Linked DNA regions of Homo sapiens: region 1 is linked to region 2. The links are chromatin contacts, found by Hi-C or POLR2A ChIA-PET in ENCODE. All regions are on one chromosome and are shown on one strand. Each heading gives the region's core, a stretch centred on a gene start or an enhancer-like site at or near the end of the contact. The rest is flanking DNA. Distances are from core to core; before and after follow the strand shown. Region 1 overlaps KLHL2 (kelch like family member 2). Region 2 has its middle 22 kb from the start of TMEM192.

What was found. A loop is a pair of places that touch in the nucleus more often than their neighbours do. ChIA-PET counts read pairs that join two places held with the same protein, here RNA polymerase II (POLR2A). Pooled maps may share reads with other maps.
Region 1: a loop to region 2 is called in a map of CD4-positive, alpha-beta memory T cell, with 4 times the contacts of the local background. The contact joins two enhancer-like sites. A Hi-C loop is called at or near these places in 8 of 168 maps with a recorded cell type or tissue (CD4-positive, alpha-beta memory T cell, CD8-positive, alpha-beta T cell, MCF 10A and 4 more), 14 of 37 single-sample maps with no recorded cell type and 20 of 50 pooled maps. POLR2A ChIA-PET finds 5 or more read pairs at or near these places in 1 of 52 experiments (naive thymus-derived CD8-positive, alpha-beta T cell).

The regions. Positions count from the first base shown.
Region 1 is chr4:165,253,143-165,258,598 of GRCh38, reverse strand. The region is part of intron 4 of KLHL2 (kelch like family member 2); the gene reads right to left. Among named protein-coding and RNA genes, the nearest start is that of GK3, 24 kb to the left of the region's middle. Within about 2 kb of position 3,023, at least 6 of the 41 ENCODE cell types and tissues checked have a DNase peak (open chromatin) inside an H3K27ac peak, as active enhancers do.
Region 2 is chr4:165,132,010-165,137,491 of GRCh38, reverse strand. No RefSeq gene overlaps it. Among named protein-coding and RNA genes, the nearest start is that of TMEM192, 22 kb to the right of the region's middle. Within about 2 kb of position 4,116, at least 2 of the 41 ENCODE cell types and tissues checked have a DNase peak (open chromatin) inside an H3K27ac peak, as active enhancers do.

The DNA of each region.
Region 1 (5,456 bases), core at 1,774-4,273, 120 kb before region 2:
ACTTATTTTCTGAGCTCTCTGAAGCAAAGGAGCAGTTGAACAGTGCTGCTTCTCATATGAGGTAGAATTACATTGATACAATAAACCCCCAGCCACCATCTAATGGAAATTTCCATCTAGTGCAGAGTTGCACTAGTGTTAACCCTGAGATTGATTAAAAATAACCCCAAGGCACTCTATGATCCTTTTTTTTTTTTTTTTTTGTCATAGTTAAGCACAGACCATCATGCAGTACCTTGGATTTCTATACAGTACTCTTGGTATGATATGAAAAAAAAAATTCTGCCCTAAATTTTGTTATTCTCTGGATTTAAGTATATTCCAAAACATCAAAGATGGAGCAATTATAATTTGATATATATTTTGAATGTTAAAAATATTTTCTAAGAATCTAAGAGTGATTAAATTCCATATAGTGTATGCACTGAGGGAAGGCCACACTCCAAAAGCCAAAATATCTCTCTTGGGTACATCTGCCTCTAGGAAAAATGTAAAGCGGACAGTGAATGTAAAGAGGCCCTCGCCCCTCCTTCCTACATCCTTCTCCTTTAGTTCTATTCCATCAACCGAACCCTGAGTCTCTTCACTCTCAGTTTATCTGTGTGCCATCTAAAATCATGAGAACCCTGGTGTTCTCACCATGGGCTCAGTCCCTTTCAAGTCACTACTAACAGCACTGCTCCATTTCATTTGCTTCACAGCACCTACTGCTGTCAGCACTGATGTTATGTATTTGTTCCCATGTTTACTGTCTTCCTGCAAAGGAATGTAAGCTCTGTGGCAGTAGGATCACGTCTGTTACCCCCTGCCACATCCTCAGGTCTCAGAATGTGTACCTCATAAATGAATCAACCTGAACATAATTTTATGACTCCCATGTGTATTTCTATTTTGAGATACAATTGTGCATGTCCTTTGAGACAAAATTACAAGCTCTGTTTCTAGGAATGTATATGTACCAGACACTTCTTGTAGCCTACCACAAATCTTCTCAGCCTTACTTCTTGCCCAACCCACCACTGCAGCAACCAGGCCCAAGCAGGCTTTGACCACCTTTCTGAAGATGTAACGTAACAGGGCCTCACCCCAGCCCCTGGCCATACCTCTCTCTGGCTTCCTATCCTAGGCCTTCAGTGATGCACTGGGCTCATACCCACACAGTCTGGAAGCATGCAGGAAATAATGCTGTGGGACCACCCTTGACTAGTGGAGAATGCATCAAAGGAAGAGAAATACTTCCCCCTGGTATTCTCCTAGAAGACAGTTCTGAGACATATTTTATAAGGCTTTCAAAGGTCCCGTCACATGTAGCTATGGCCAGATCTGTACTGCACCTATGAACCGGTTTTCCCTCCTTTCCAGCTCAAGTCCTCCATTCACTCACTGTGGCTCCTTGGGATCACTTCCCAAATAAATGAACTGCACATAAGCCTTGCTTGCAGAAGGACCCCAAGCTGTTATATTACACAATGGAACAAACTGCGAATGTGAATATACTTAGCTAAAGAACTATTAATTATAGTGCTGTTTAAATTATAAAAAATTGAGAAGAACTTAAATGTCCAATAACAAGAGAAAAATAAAGTCAATTCTATAATATCAATGAAATTGAATATTTTTCAGCTCTTAAAAGAGATACAGTAGACAAATATTTAATGACTTGGAAAAATGTTTCTAATACATTTAGTATAAAAAGCTAGTTTCTAAAAGAATCTACAGTATGACCCCTTTTTTGGGTAAACACATGTGTACATAACAACAAACAGTATTAGAGGGCTATACCACAATTGTTAATATGTTTTATCTCTGGTTAGGTGTGATATGAACATTTCCTATTTATTTTTACATATTTGTTAAATTTTATGTATTTGTTAAGTGGTGCATTTTCTATGTACCATTTAAATGGTCAAATATTATTTAAAAGAAAGTCAGGGAGAAGCAAGTAAAGAAATTTCTTTCTGGATCTCTACAATGCTAGCAAATATAACAAGGGTTAAGGGGAGCTATATATGGACTGTGGCTTCTCCGGGAAATATTACCCACCACTCACTAGAGATTGCCTCACTTTGGCGTGTTGAAAGGCCTTTGGAGTCTGAAAGGCCTTTGATCATCAAGCCAGTGTTTTGTAGAACAGTAACCAGGCTCTACACGTTACTCTTCCTGTTCGGTGAACAGCAACAGTTTTAAGTGTTTGGAGAAACATGAAGTAGAAGGACATAGCACCTGATTAAATAAATCTAACTTAAAATGTTGTCATTTTGAAAAACGGGGAAAAAAAAGCTTTTTTATTTGTACATGTTGATTTCCAACCAATGGAGACAAATAAAAGGCTGCACATTTTTTACCGTGGAGATGCTTTCTGCAATAAACAAAGAAACGGAGGGGAGAAGCCACCACTGATCAGAGAAGACACTGTAGAGCATGAGAAATGGAAGACACCCAAGCCAAACAATTAGCATCTGTGTGACACTCTCACACCAGCTGCACATTGTAAAGATGCTTTCATCCTACTTCACATTGTTTGACAAGCCAAATTACATAGAAGATGTTTCGCTTAGACAAGTATACTCCTTCTGCTTGGCTATTAGGATCTGTAGTTTATTTTCAGCTTGCATATTTATTCCATAGGGGGAAATAATTTATGTAGTATGTCTTTTAAATCCTGAGCCATTAGCAGTTTGCTTATTAGGAAGAGACTACCAAAGGGTCCGATTGCTCCACATATATATAACTTCTAAATATCTAAGAAAACATGCAAGCATGAAAAGACAGCTTTTGTTGTTGCTGTTGTTTTTGACTCAGCTAGCCATAGCTATCCTGCAAGGTGGAGCTTGGGGAGGAGTGTGGGGAGAAGGTAGGCAAGGGTGATGTGTTTAGAAGATGAAACGCTTAGTGACAAGAAAGGCAGATCTGGGTGGAGAGTCATGGTTGGATGCACATAGCAGAGGGCTGGGTTTTGCGGCCAAGGAGTAGGGTTTTGAGATGTAGAAGTATGAATAAGGAGATGGCAGAGTGCCAAGGACAAACATTTCCTATGTCAAAACTCTGCACCGGGCCAGCCCCCTACATCCCAGAAAGAGGAAGGAAACTTTCTTCCTCCTCCTTTCCTGTACCCCACATGCAACCTCGCCTGCCTCCTCCCAACACTCCACCCCTAGGAATAGGTATGTCCCACAGAGTTTAAAAAAAACAAAAACAACCTCCCCCTCCCCACAAAAAAACTGTCTGATTAGCTCATATTAATGGCTAATAACACAAGATCTTCCAGAATAAATCCCTTCTAGGGGTTTTTAACATTTTAAGAGAGGTTGACTCTTAAGCAGAATACAACTGCAATTGGTGGCATTTCCAATGTTATAATTAATGAAGTAGAAAAGCAAAGGTAGTATGGAGAGGAGAAATTTGGGGGCAAAGCAGCCTCAGGCAGACTGAAAGCCATCTCTCCTACACTATCCTTTTTCCAGTTGCTACTTCTACTACTTTTAACCCAAGGTTTCTCTTAAAAGTCCAACTTATTTGAGAGTGGCTCAAATGGATAATGAAGACACCACCTACCTTTCAGGGTTATTGAAAAATTAAATGTCAGTCAACGATTTAACACAATGCATGGCAATGACCATGTAGCACATCAGCTCTGACTCAGCGCTTTTTTTCTTGGATTGAACATTCTACCTCATGAGAATTGAACACCAAGATTTACTCTCTCCCGCATAAGATGATGTTTTATCCCAGATCATTCACAATATAGGTAGCTTCCTTTTTTGATCAAATATTCTCAACATAAAAGATGTAATCAGGGAAAATTTGCAAAAGAAGAAACATAGCATACAAAAATGATAAATGTATTTGATGCCTCATTAGTTATCAAGCGAATATAGAACCATGAGAGTGCATTTTATAACTACAATACAAAATGTTTTTACTTTTCTTTCTAGCACCTCCCAATTCAAACAACAAAATGTTTCCAGACAATATATATTCAAACTAAAGTACAGTAAGCCTTGGCCCTTAGCATATCTTTGCTGTCACTGTAAACTAATCAACTGTCTTAGAAAACAAATAAGGAACATTGATCAATAGATACCAAAAAATATAAACGTTTAAAACATTTGACCCTAAAATTATGTTTCTGAAAATCTACCTTGAGAAAAAAGTCCAAAAAATGGAATAAGATACGTAAATGACTTTTACTTTAGCATTACTTAGTAGAAAAAAAACCAGAACCAACTAAAGATCTAACAATATGGCAACAATTAAGTAAAATATGATAAATCCACATGATGAAATGTTATAATCAGTAATAATAAAGACTAATAATGGCTTTAAAAATAACTAACATTTCTAAAGTATTTGCTATAACAAACAATCCTATTATAAAATTAAATGGACTTGGCACACAGCTTTAACCTATCATCATATTAGAACAACTTAATGGACAACAAGCTCCTCTGATCTCAGGAAACTTAAATAATAAAACAATGTTGACACAAACAGAACGAACTACTGAACACTTCCACACCAAGTATTTTTAACACATAGTGGACAGAGTAAAGAAAGTGTTCTACTGGCTTTTTTAATGACAGCTTGGCTCCTGCCCTTGCATCCTTCACTCCTACAGCTTGCAGCACTGGATCTGGATCTGGATCCCATCCCGTCTCTAGTCAGAGGAGACACATATCCATTAACATGCTAAACTGTAATAAACCCTTACAATGCAATACTCATCAATAAACAGGGACGACTACTGAAATACACAACAGCATAGATGACTCTCACAAATATGTTATGAGGAAGAAGTCAGCCTTAAAAGAAATACATTCTGTATGATTCTATTTATATGAAGTTCAAGAACAGGGAAAACTAACCTATTATAATAGAAATCACATCAATGGTTGCCTGGAAAGGGAGTGGGAGATTTATTGGGAAGAGACCTGAGGTTATAAATGCTCAATACCTTGATTTGGGTGTGGATTAATAGATGTGTACATTTGTTATAACTTAGCAAACTGTACAGTTAAGATCTACAGTATGTAAATTATATCCCACTAGGGGAAAAACAATCAAGTACAGTGAACCCTCCATGGGATTCAACCAACCTCAGATCAAAAATATTCAGGAAAAATAGTGCATCTGTACTGATTATATACAAACTTTTTTTCCTGTCATTATGCCCTAAACCATACCATATTAATGATTATTTGCACAGCATTTACATTGTATTAGGTATTGTACACAAACTAGAGATGATTTAAAGTATACAGGAGGGGCCAAGCATAGTGCCTCACATCTGTAATCCCAGCACTTTGGGAGGCCGAGGCGGTTGGATCACCTGAGATCAGGAGTTCGAGACCAGCCTGGCCAACATGGTGAAACCTGTCTCTACTAAAAATACAAAAAGTAGTCAGGCATGGTGGTGGGTGCCTGTAATCCCAACTACTCAGGAGGCTGGGGCAAGA
Region 2 (5,482 bases), core at 2,867-5,366:
CTATGGTGGATGGCAGCTCAAATATTACTTCTGTTCTTTACCTTCAGCTACACTTCAGCTTGGAGTCTGACACCATGCATGGTTCAGGAGTCAGGCCAGATTAGGGTAGGGCAAAGTTTATGTACAAAATTTCTGGCTTCCTTCTCAGTATTTCTGTCTCATGCCTCAATTGTTTGCCATAAGCTTATTCTTCAAACCAGAAATATGGCTGTCTTTTTACTGGAGTTGTAGCTGCTCTGTGCTCTGCTGTGACTGTGCCCTTCACTCAAAACAAAGCTGCAAATAAGAAACCCACCCTGTCATAGTCCCTTCCTCTAAGTTTCAACTCTTCTCCAACAACTTACTGCTTTTTTTCTCTTTTTTCCTCAACAGGCTTCACAGAAAAGTAACAAACGTATTGCTTTTGTTCATTCATCAGAACCCTCAGATAGTTGTTTTTTGTATTATTTCCAGAGTTTATCATTGTTATCTGCAAGAGGTTTGCTCTATTAGCTTATATACTAGAAGATGCTTCTAGTATAATATAGCATCTAGTATATTAGCTTATATACTAGATGCTTCTAGTATATAAGCTAGATCCATCTGGATCTCGGTTCAGTTGCTATTGTAACTAACCACTCAAAACTTGGTAACTTAAAATAACACTATTTATTTGCTTAAAAATCTGTCACTGGGACTGGACTGAGGTAGGTGGTTCTTTTCCTCTTTACACAGTGGCTTGATGTTTCAAAACAAGTGCTCCAAGAGCACAAACCTTGGCGTACAAACACCTAGCCTCTGCTTGCATCACACTGGCTAACACACCATTGGCCAAAACAAATCACACATCGAGGCTGTCACTGTGGGAATGGACTACACAAGAGAGACGTGGCTCATTGTGGCCACCAATGTAAAGGTCTACATTCCCCTAGGCTCTCTCCCATGTTCAAGTTATAGGTTGCTTCTCTCTCTTTTTACCTCAAGGATCTTTCTCAATCAGTTATTCCTCAGTCTCCTGCATCCCCAACCTCTTTCTCCCTACTGATCATCAGCATATAGGTGAACTCTGCGTCATCTTCTTTCCTTCTTTTTTTTGAGACAGAGTCACCCATGCTGGAATGCAATGGAGTGATCTCGGCTCACTGCAACCTCTGCCTCCCAGGTTCAAAGGATTCTCTCGCCTCAGCCTCCCAAGTAGCTGGGATTACAGGCACCTGCCACCATGTCCAGCTAATTCTTGTATTTTTGTAGAGACAGGGTTTCACCATGTTGGTCAGGCTAGTCTCAAACTCCTGACCTCAGGTGATCTGCCCGCCTCGGCCTCCCAAAGTGCTGGGATTACAGGCATGAGCCACCGCACCCAGCCTCTTCCTTCTTAAAACAACAACAAAACTTTACTTCAACCTAGTACCCTGTCTATTACCCTTCACAGCCAAACTTCTTAACTGGTTGCGCCACTCCACTGTCTCCAGTTCTCTATCGTATGGTTATTTTCCTCCATCAGTCATATGGCTTTCACTCACACAACTACACTGGATTGCTTTTGTCAACTTCAGTGGCACCTCCTTGTTGCTAAATACAATAGATGTGGCTCGGTTCTTCTAATTAAATTTCAGCAGCTGTGAACAGTGTAGACCAATCATTCCTGAAACTCTTTTTTACCTGGACTCAACTGACCTTACCTTGATTTCCTTGACAGCACAGTTATCTGTTGCTGCTTTTATTCTATGTTCATTTTTTAAATATAATTTTTAATTTTTTGAAATAGAGATGGGGTCTCACTATGTTGCCCGGCCTGGTCTCAAACTCCTGGGCTTATGCAATTCTACTGCCTTGGCCTCCCAAAGTGCTGGAATTACATGTGGGAGCCACCACACCCAGCCTTCATGTCCATTTTTAAAATATTGCCATTCCTAAGGGTTTATCCTCGGCCCTCTTTCGTTTTGGCTCTAAACATCCTCTCTTGTCATCTCATCCTTTCTTTCTTTTTTTTTGAGACAGAGTTTCACTCTTGTTACCCAGGCTGGAGTGCAATGGTGCAATCTTGGCTCACTGCAACCTCCACCTCTTGGGTTCAAGCAATCCTCCTGCCTCAGCCTCCCAAGTAGCTGGGATTACAGGTGCCCGCCATCATGGCCAGATAATTTTTTTGTATATGTAGTAGGATGGTGTTTCACCATGTTGGCCAGGCTGGTCTCGAACTCCTGACCTCAGGTGATCCACCCACCTTGGTCTCCCAAAGTGCTGGGATTACAGGCATGAGCCACCGTGCCTGGCCCATCTGATCGTTTCTAATGGTTTTAGTTGACATCTATAGGCTGATGCCTGCCTAACCTAAATCTCTAGCCCAGATCACTCTTCCTGAGCTCCAGAAGCATATATCCAATGGCTTACTATTCATCTCTTCTTGATTTTCTCACCAGTAACCAAATTCAACAGGTCCAAAACTGAAGTCATTTCCACCCTTCTCAAAACTATTCGTCTTCTTTTGATCTCTTTCTTCATGACTGACACCATCAATGGCTCCAGTCAGATACCTGAATATCCTTTTACCTCCCTTTTACCCATCCCTCCCCCATCCAACCAATGGTACTCATCCCAGTAGGTCAGCCACCACTGTCTCGCATTTGCACTTTGGCCATAGACTTCTATCTGATTTCCCTGAACACACTGTTGTATTTCCTGCCACACCCCACCCATAGCCTACTACCCCATGCACACACATGCAAAGTCTACTCATCAGAGTAAATCCAGAGAGATCTTTCTATATTAAATTTATTCACTTCAGGCCAGGTGTGGTGGCTCATGCCTGTAATTACAGCACTTTGGGAGGCTGAGGCAGAAGGATTACTTGAGGTCAGGAGTTCGAGACCAGTCTGGCCAACATGGCAAAACCCCGTCTCTACTAAAAATACAAAAATTAGCTGGACATGGTGGTGCATGCCTGTAATCCCAGTTACTTGGGAGGCTGAGGCAGGAGAAGCACTTGAACCTAGGGGGTGGAGGTTGCAGTGAGCTGAGATCACATCATTGCACTCCAGCCTGGGTGACAGAGAGCCAGACTCCAACTGAAAAAAAATAGAAATTAAAAATAAATAAATAAATAAATTCACTTCAGTGACTACCCATCACTTATAGGATAAAATCTCAGGTTACAACTTGACAAGGCCCTTCCTGACTACACACTTACCTCTCAAAATTCATTTCTTATCTCTCCTCAACCTTCCTTTCAAACCTTCCTCCTTCACTCCTTTTGTCTTGTTGCCTTCCTAGTTATACACAATCTCACTCACCCTGGCATGGAAATCAAACATGTATTTGTTGAAGTTAGACTAACTGACTGTTCTGTCACACACTTATATGTGAGACCTATGTAACTTCTCTGAGCCTCAGTTTCTTATCTGTAAAATAAGAATAGTAATAGCATCTACTTCATAAAGAATAAACTGAAATAGTCTGGGTGTGGTGTCTCACGCCTGCAATACCAGCACTTTGGGAGGCCGGGGTGGGTGGATCCCTTGAGGTCAGAAGTTTCAGACCAGACTGGACAACATGGTGAAACCCCATCTCTACTAAAAATACTAAACAAAGTTAACCGAGTGTGGTGGTGCGCACCTGTAATCCCAGTTACTTGGGTGGCTGAGGTATGGAAATCACTTGAACCTGGGAAGTGAAGGCTGCAGTGAGCCAAGATCGTGCCACTGCACTCCAGCCTGTGTGATGAAGTAAGAGTGAGACTCTGTTTCAAAAAAAAAAAAAAAAAAAAGCTAAAATGAGGTCTTTAGGGTGTGTCCTAACCCAATATAACTGGCATCCTTATAAGAAGAGAGTGTTTGTGCCCAGACATTTGCAAACACAGATCATGTGAAGACAGAAGACGCCATCTGTAAACCAAGAAAAGAATAAGAAGAAATCAACTCTGCCATCCCCTTGATCTCAAACTTCCAACTTTTAGAACTGTAGAAAAATCCATTTCTGTTGTGTAAGCCACCCAGTCTTTGGTAGTTTCTAATGGCAACCCTAGCAAATGAACATACCAATACACTAGAAGATGTCTAGCATGATGCCTCGCAAACAAGAGGAACTCAAAAATCCTTGATTCATGAAACTGAATCATCCCATGTTCCTCCAATACCATGAGGAAATGTCCTAACGAATTGGAGCAACACTAACTAACTAAGCCTTCCTTCCCCAACTAAAGATACTGCAGAAATGTGAGATTAAACCAAAATCTAAATATAGACACCATGTTTCAAATGCTTGCAAATCATTTCCCTTTCCTTCCCCTTTTAGAAACAGATGGCAGGAAATCTTAAAAGTTGTTTCATAAATAGCTGAAGCAAAATTAGAATATTTACAATACCTATATTCTAAGGGACTTTGTTTCTGGTTGATTTCATCACTGTTATTGAGTTAATAGGAGTAGGTACTTGAAAAGGTCATCTGAATTGCTAGGGATATCTGTAACCAGGCGTTAGATACCCTCAAGTTTGTCAGGTGCCCAAATTTAGCATGAAAATAGTGGAGGAGAAGGAAATATTCCGATAATCAGACAGACTCTCTTGAGGAAACAAGTTTCACTCCCTCCTTAACCTTCTGTTGATAGGCTGAAGAAAACCTAAAGCAGAGAACCAAATGAAATGATTCCTTCACAGTGTAGGTAGGAATTGAGCACAGAATTCTCAGATGTAGCAGTGAAAGGTAGCTCAGAAAATTATTTATTTTCCATATTGGCGAAGCTTAAAATGTTATAGTACTACAAAAACAAATAAAGCAATAACTTTCATTTCAAAAAAAAAAAGAGAAATTATTCTCCTATCTCTATTATGCTGTTATGTAAGCATGTAAAGGTCATTTAATCTCTTTCCTTGGAGCAAAAAACGAAACTCCCTAAAATCTGCAGACTCACTGAATATGATATCTGCTGAAAAATTAGATGAACTGACTCAAACTCTGCAATGAAACAGTTTTATTGTTGCCTCCCATTTAGTTTAAAATTTCCAGTGATCTAACATTTCTATAAAGGCAATATTAAAGGAAATGGTTTTAAAAAGCGTGAACATATAACATCAATTTTTTTGACAACACAGCAATCTTATTTGAGTTTCCCAATCTTGTAATTTTAAAATAATTTCAGAAAACAGAAAAACTATTTCCCACCAGAAACACCTGCTTTCTTGTTGTTGTTGTTGTTTTTGAAACAAAGTCTCACTCTGTTGCCCAGGCTGGAGTGCAATGGCACAATCTCAGCTCACTGCAACCTCCACCTCCCAGGTTCAGGCAATTCTCCTGCGTCAGCCTACCGAGTAGCTGGGATTACAGGCGCCCACCACCATGCCCGGCTAATTTTTGTATTTTTTGGCAGAGACGGGATTTCGCCATTTGGCCGGGCTGATCTCGAACTCCTGACCTCAAGTGATCCACCTGCCTTGGCCTCCCAAAGTGTTGGGATTACAGGCGTGAGCCATTGCTTAATGAGATAACCTTTATAAAGCAGCAGCAT